Regions from separate parts of the Homo sapiens genome. Here region 2 is linked to region 1. The links are chromatin contacts, found by Hi-C or POLR2A ChIA-PET in ENCODE. All regions are on one chromosome and are shown on one strand. The core of a region is the stretch at or near the end of the contact, and the rest is flanking DNA. Distances in the headings are between cores, read along the strand shown.

Region 1 (2,700 bases), core at 143-2,642:
GCAACCCCTTCAAAACAAACAAAAAAATAAGATGTTCCCTGCTACAGGACCAAAAAAAGAAGGCAAGAATATAAAAAGAAAGGATTTCAGGTCGAGACAGCGACGACAATAAGCAAAAGATGACTTACTGCTGCCCAAGTGAATACAAACAAAATTTCAAAAGCACATACTCTAAAAACTGGCAACTCTACTCCTAGATTATCCTACAGATAATAAAAACCATTGCTAAGACTTGTTAAAAACATTGTTAAAAGAATGTTTCCTTTAACTTGCTTTATAGAAAGAAGGAGACTGAAAACAATCAACAGAGGAAGAGTTAAAGAGAGTGCGCCCAGTTCCCAGAATACTTTACAGCAAGCCCTTGAAAAGAATGGGGCAATTCTATACCCAGTGCTGGGGATAAAACTCATGAGATGTGTAAAGTAGAAAAAAAAAATCAAGATATAGAACAGCATGTACAATGTGCTCCCATCGCTGGGTATCCTTTTAAGAGGACAATATAGGCACACACTTGTATTTGCATAATATGTATCCAGAAAAACACTTAGGGCATAAGGTGGCCCGGTGCAGTGGGTCATGCCTATAATCCCAGCACTTTGGGAGGCCGAGGCGGGCAGATCACTTGAAGTCAGGAATTTGAGACCAGCCTGGCCAACATGGTGAAACCCCATCTCTACTAAAAATACAAAAATTAGCCAGGCATGGTGACACACGCCTGTAGTCCCAGCTGCTTGGGAGGCTGAGGAAGGAGAACTGCTTGAACCCGGGAGACAGAGGTTGCAGTGAGTTGAGATCGTGCCACCGCACTCCAGCCTGGGTGACAGAGCGAGACTCCGTAACAACAACAACAACAGAAAGAAAGGAAAGAAAGGAAGGAAGGAAGGAAGAAAAGAAAAGGAGAAAAGGAAAGAAAGGACAGAGAATACGTGTGAATCAGGGAAAGGAAGAGCGAAATCTAGTTTGGATACATTTGTTATATCTACAATACTTCCATCTTCATTCTTTTTTCAATACCCCAGCCATGTCAGGAGGTTTGCTTAACAAGCAGTAAATTATTTTGCCACATCTAGATTTTAAAACACCAAGGCTGTTGGCAAAAACACATCCTAATGAAAAACTGTAAGAGAATGGATTAAAGTACCATTTTTGCAGGTCAAATTTATTCAACTAAAGAAAGTTCTAGACTGGCATGGTCCCCCGAATTTAAAAACCTACTCCTAATTTAAAAGCACATATGCCAACATTACCCCTTGAATTAAATTCAAGGAATAATTCAAGTCTAATTCAAGAGTGGTCTAATGCAGGTCCAATTCAAGATTCAGGACTGAGAGCCCTATCAGACCTGGCCCCACCTACTTCCAGCTTCAGGCCACATCCCGATCTCACTCTGACCACAACTCGTCTTTCAGTTCCTCAAACCTGCCCTGCAGTTCTGTCGCTTTCAGGATTTTTTGCATAGCCTCTTCCCTGGGCCCAGAACATTTTTTTACCAATTCTCTTCATGGTTAACTCCAAAAAAGATATACAGGGGATTGCAGCCTACATGTCACTTCAGGGAAGCTCCGTTGGCTGCCTTAAACTGGTCTGGTTCCCCCCATCATATCCTCCAAGAAACACATCTTTTGAAGGATTTATCACAGCTTCAATTCTATAACTGTGAAATCAGTTGTCTGATGTCTATTTCCAACCCCGCCCCCCGCCCCCCCAACTAGAATATCAGCTGCCAGAGGCAGGAACTGTCTCAAAACCTCTTAGCACAATGCATAGAACAGCCTTATATACAGAATAACCTCAGAAATATTAGCAGAATGAACAAAGTTTTGTAATATATACGTTATTTGTAATATCTGTGAGATGAACAAAGAAGACCGGCCAATATGAAAGAAGATTACATTTAAGGTCTGCAGCTTTAAATCTATCTTTAAGCAGGGGAAATGGAAAATACTGCAGAGTAAAATAAAACCACCAGATAAACAGAGCCCGAAACGGACCAGGATAGAAAAATAATGCCAATTACACTTGAATCCATTTAAGCAGCAGCTTCTGGAGGAAGAAGGAGGCTACAATAATAGTATCCAAAATAAACAATTCAGTAATTGATCAACTAGTCAGAGGAAATTATCCTAATTCAAGATCTCATATGAAATATAAAGTGTTATACAGACAAGAATGAGGAAAAAAGACACCAGGAGATGTATCTAATGTGCAGTTGTGAGTTCAATTGTTTATGCAATTTAAAAGAATATCTGGCATCGCTACTTCTACACACTCTTCTGAATCTGTCTTAAATGCACTATCATTTAAACAAAAACACAAAAGCAGTCTGTCCTACTTTTTTCCAAAGAAGTAAATATACAGAAAGGTTTTACCATAAAATGTTAGCAATATTTCCTGTAGATTATAAATGACATCAAGAAACCATAAAAATAAAAATTTTCACTGTGGCCAAAAAACACCAAAAGCCAAGTCAAAAGACAATTGACAGGTGGGAAATTTTTTTGCAACTCAAAATTGAAAAACAAGAGCAAGTCATTGTAACATATAGAGTTCTAAGAAAAATGGGTAAGAGAAAGACCAAGGTCCCCAAAGACAAACAAGAAAGGATATCAACTAGGCAGGTACAGAAAAAGAATACAAATGGCTCTTATAAACACAAGAAATGATGCTTATCCACCCCCTTGAGAGAAATGCAAAGACTGT
Region 2 (2,700 bases), core at 168-2,667, 2.1 Mb after region 1:
AACCAAGCATGCATCTACACAGAAAATATAACCCTTCCCAGATGTTCCCCTCTTTGTCATTGTTGTGTAAAATAGACATAACATAAAATTTATTATTTTAACCATTTTTAAGTGCACAATTCAGTGGCATTAAGTACATTCACAATATTGTGTAACTGTCACCACTATCTATTTCTAGAACTTTTTCACCATTCCTAACAAAAACTTTGTATGCATTAAGCAATAGCTCTCCATTCCTTCCAACCCTCCTAGACCCCCTGCACCTAGCAACTTCTATTCTATTTTCTGTCTCTATGAGTCACCCTGTTTTGTGATTCCACTTTTAAATACCTCGTATAAGTGGAATCACAATATTTATCCTGTACACACACACACACACACACACACACACACACCAAATTTTGTTATCTGTTCATCTATTGAGGAACTATTGGGTTGTTTCTACCTTTTGGCTATTTTGTGATAATGCTACAATCAACATTGGTATGTAAATAACTGTTTTTGAGTCCTTGTTTTTAATTCTTTGGAGTATATACCTAGGAGTGGAATTATCACATGGCAATTCTGTATATAAATTTTTAAGGAAGTCCCATACTTTTTCATCATGGCTGCACCATTTTACATTCCCACCAACAATGCACAGGGGTTCCTATTTCTCCACATCCTTGCCAACACTTGGGATTTTTTTCTTTTCATTTTTATAATAGTCATCCTACTGGGTGTGAAGTAATATCTCACTGTGGTTTTGCTTTACATTTCCCTAATGAAGAGCATTTTTTAAGATGCCATTTATATATATTCTTTGGAGAATCATCAAAGTCCTTTGCCATTTTTAAATTGGTTTGTCTTTTTGTTACTGAGTTGCAGGAGTTCTTTATGTATTCTAGTTATTAATCCCTTATCAGGTATATGCTTTGCAAATATTTTCCCCCTCTCCAAGACTGTCTTTTCACTTTATTGATAGTGTCCATTGATGCACAAAAGCTTTTAATTTTGATGAAGTCCAGTTGTCTATTGTTTGTTGTTTTCTTATGTGCTTTTGGTATTATGGTTAAAAAATCATTGTGGAGGCCAGGCACGGTGGCTCACGCCTGTAATCCCAGCACTTTGGGAGGCTGAGGTGGGCGGATCACCTGAAGTCGGGAGTTCGAGACCAGCTTAAATACCATGGAGAAACCCTGTCTCTACTAAAAATACAAAAAAATTAGCTGGGTGTGGTGGCGCATACCTGTAATCCCAGCTACTGGGGAGGCTGAGGTAGGAGAATCGCTTGAACCCAGGAGGTGGAGGTTGCGGTGAGCTGAGATCACGCTATGGCACTCCAGCCTGGGCAACAATAGCGAAACTCTGTCTCAAAAAAAAAAAAAGTGAATGGCTGACTCTAGCCAAAGTTTAACCCATGTGACGGGGAAGCAAGTTAAGGTAAGTCAGGCCCCATAGAATAACACCTCATATGTGGTAACAACTTTACCTACATGTCAATCTGGCCATGAAGTCTCACCTGTTGCATAATCCCTGTCTAGTGTGACATTTAAATTTAAATGTGGCTAAGATGAACCCTATGGCAATAAGCTGCAAAATTCTCAAGATAAAAAGTGGCTCCCGGTCGTGGCTTAGAATTCAGTGACCCTTTGGGACAACCTTGGAGGTGGAGTTGGCTTTCTTCCCACTGCGTTCATTTGTTACTCAGAGTGGTAGCAGTGTTTGGTTATAGTTTAGTTTTGTGATGTTTTTTTTCTTGAGTGATGAAGCAATAGTGAGGGCAAAAGCTGATAGTAACATTTTGATACATATTTTTGTATTTGTCTATGCCTCTATTTTAAGTGGTTTGCTTTTGAAAACAGCTGGTTCAAACCCTTGGTTTTGGGTTTGAAATATTCTTTGTTTTGTTTGCATCCATGTACTGATATATTTTTCCCACATTTACTTTTTTTTAAGTTCTCCAGTGATGTTTTCGTTGCCTATCCTGGGAAGATCTGTGTTTCCATTTAGCAAAACAAATGGCAAGCTGGGGACCATTTAAAGTAGTTTTTTTTTAGTTAATAAAGCCAAGCCAATCTCCTTGTTCTGTTATGTTAAAAGTACATTATCTTTTTATTGCCAGTTCTGTATGGCTAGTTCTGTTTTCTGTCTCAGCAATCTCAGGGCTGCCCCACTTGCTTACTGTGTCGAGAATTACAAAATCATTAAGGGTGGGGCAGCACCAGCTGACTTACAGTACAAACCATTTCTCAAAATAACCACAACAGTGCAATACTGATGTGTAATTTACGTCACAGTTTGTTTTTATGAAATAGTTTGTGGCATTTTCATTTCTATTCCGGATGGAATCTTGTTCTCTTTCCCTTTTAATCAGGCATTTAATTTATTTTTATTATTAATATTTTCCACTCCTTGTTTTGGCATGCCTCCAATTTAACAGCTTTGATGAGGAAGGGAGATACACACACACACACACACACACACACACACGCACACACAACTGATCTTCCCTGACTCCAACTCTTCAACATCAGTTTAACTGCAAATGTGTTTTCCCCTTTGATGTGTACTAACTTTGGGTACTAAGTTTACTACCTTAAGAGAGATTGAAAAATACGGCAGGACACAGTACACATTTACATAGAGCTATAACCACGAATTGATAAAGTTGATGTACAACTTTGGAATTTTAAACACTTTCAACCAATTCAAGCTATT

Evidence for each region. Hi-C counts contacts between places; a loop is a spot of excess contacts on that map. ChIA-PET counts read pairs that join two places held with the same protein, here RNA polymerase II (POLR2A). Pooled maps may share reads with other maps.
Region 2: a pooled map shows a loop between it and region 1 (5-fold over the local background). The contact joins two enhancer-like sites. A Hi-C loop is called at or near these places in 1 of 37 single-sample maps with no recorded cell type and 5 of 50 pooled maps. POLR2A ChIA-PET finds 5 or more read pairs at or near these places in 1 of 52 experiments (activated B cell).

The regions. Positions count from the first base shown.
Region 1 is chr10:59,884,224-59,886,923 of GRCh38, forward strand. All of the region lies in intron 1 of CCDC6 (coiled-coil domain containing 6), which reads right to left. Among named protein-coding and RNA genes, the nearest start is that of CCDC6, 21 kb to the right of the region's middle. Within about 2 kb of position 1,393, at least 2 of the 41 ENCODE cell types and tissues checked have a DNase peak (open chromatin) inside an H3K27ac peak, as active enhancers do.
Region 2 is chr10:61,990,679-61,993,378 of GRCh38, forward strand. The region is part of intron 3 of ARID5B (AT-rich interaction domain 5B); the gene reads left to right. Among named protein-coding and RNA genes, the nearest start is that of ARID5B, 90 kb to the left of the region's middle. Within about 2 kb of position 1,418, at least 26 of the 41 ENCODE cell types and tissues checked have a DNase peak (open chromatin) inside an H3K27ac peak, as active enhancers do.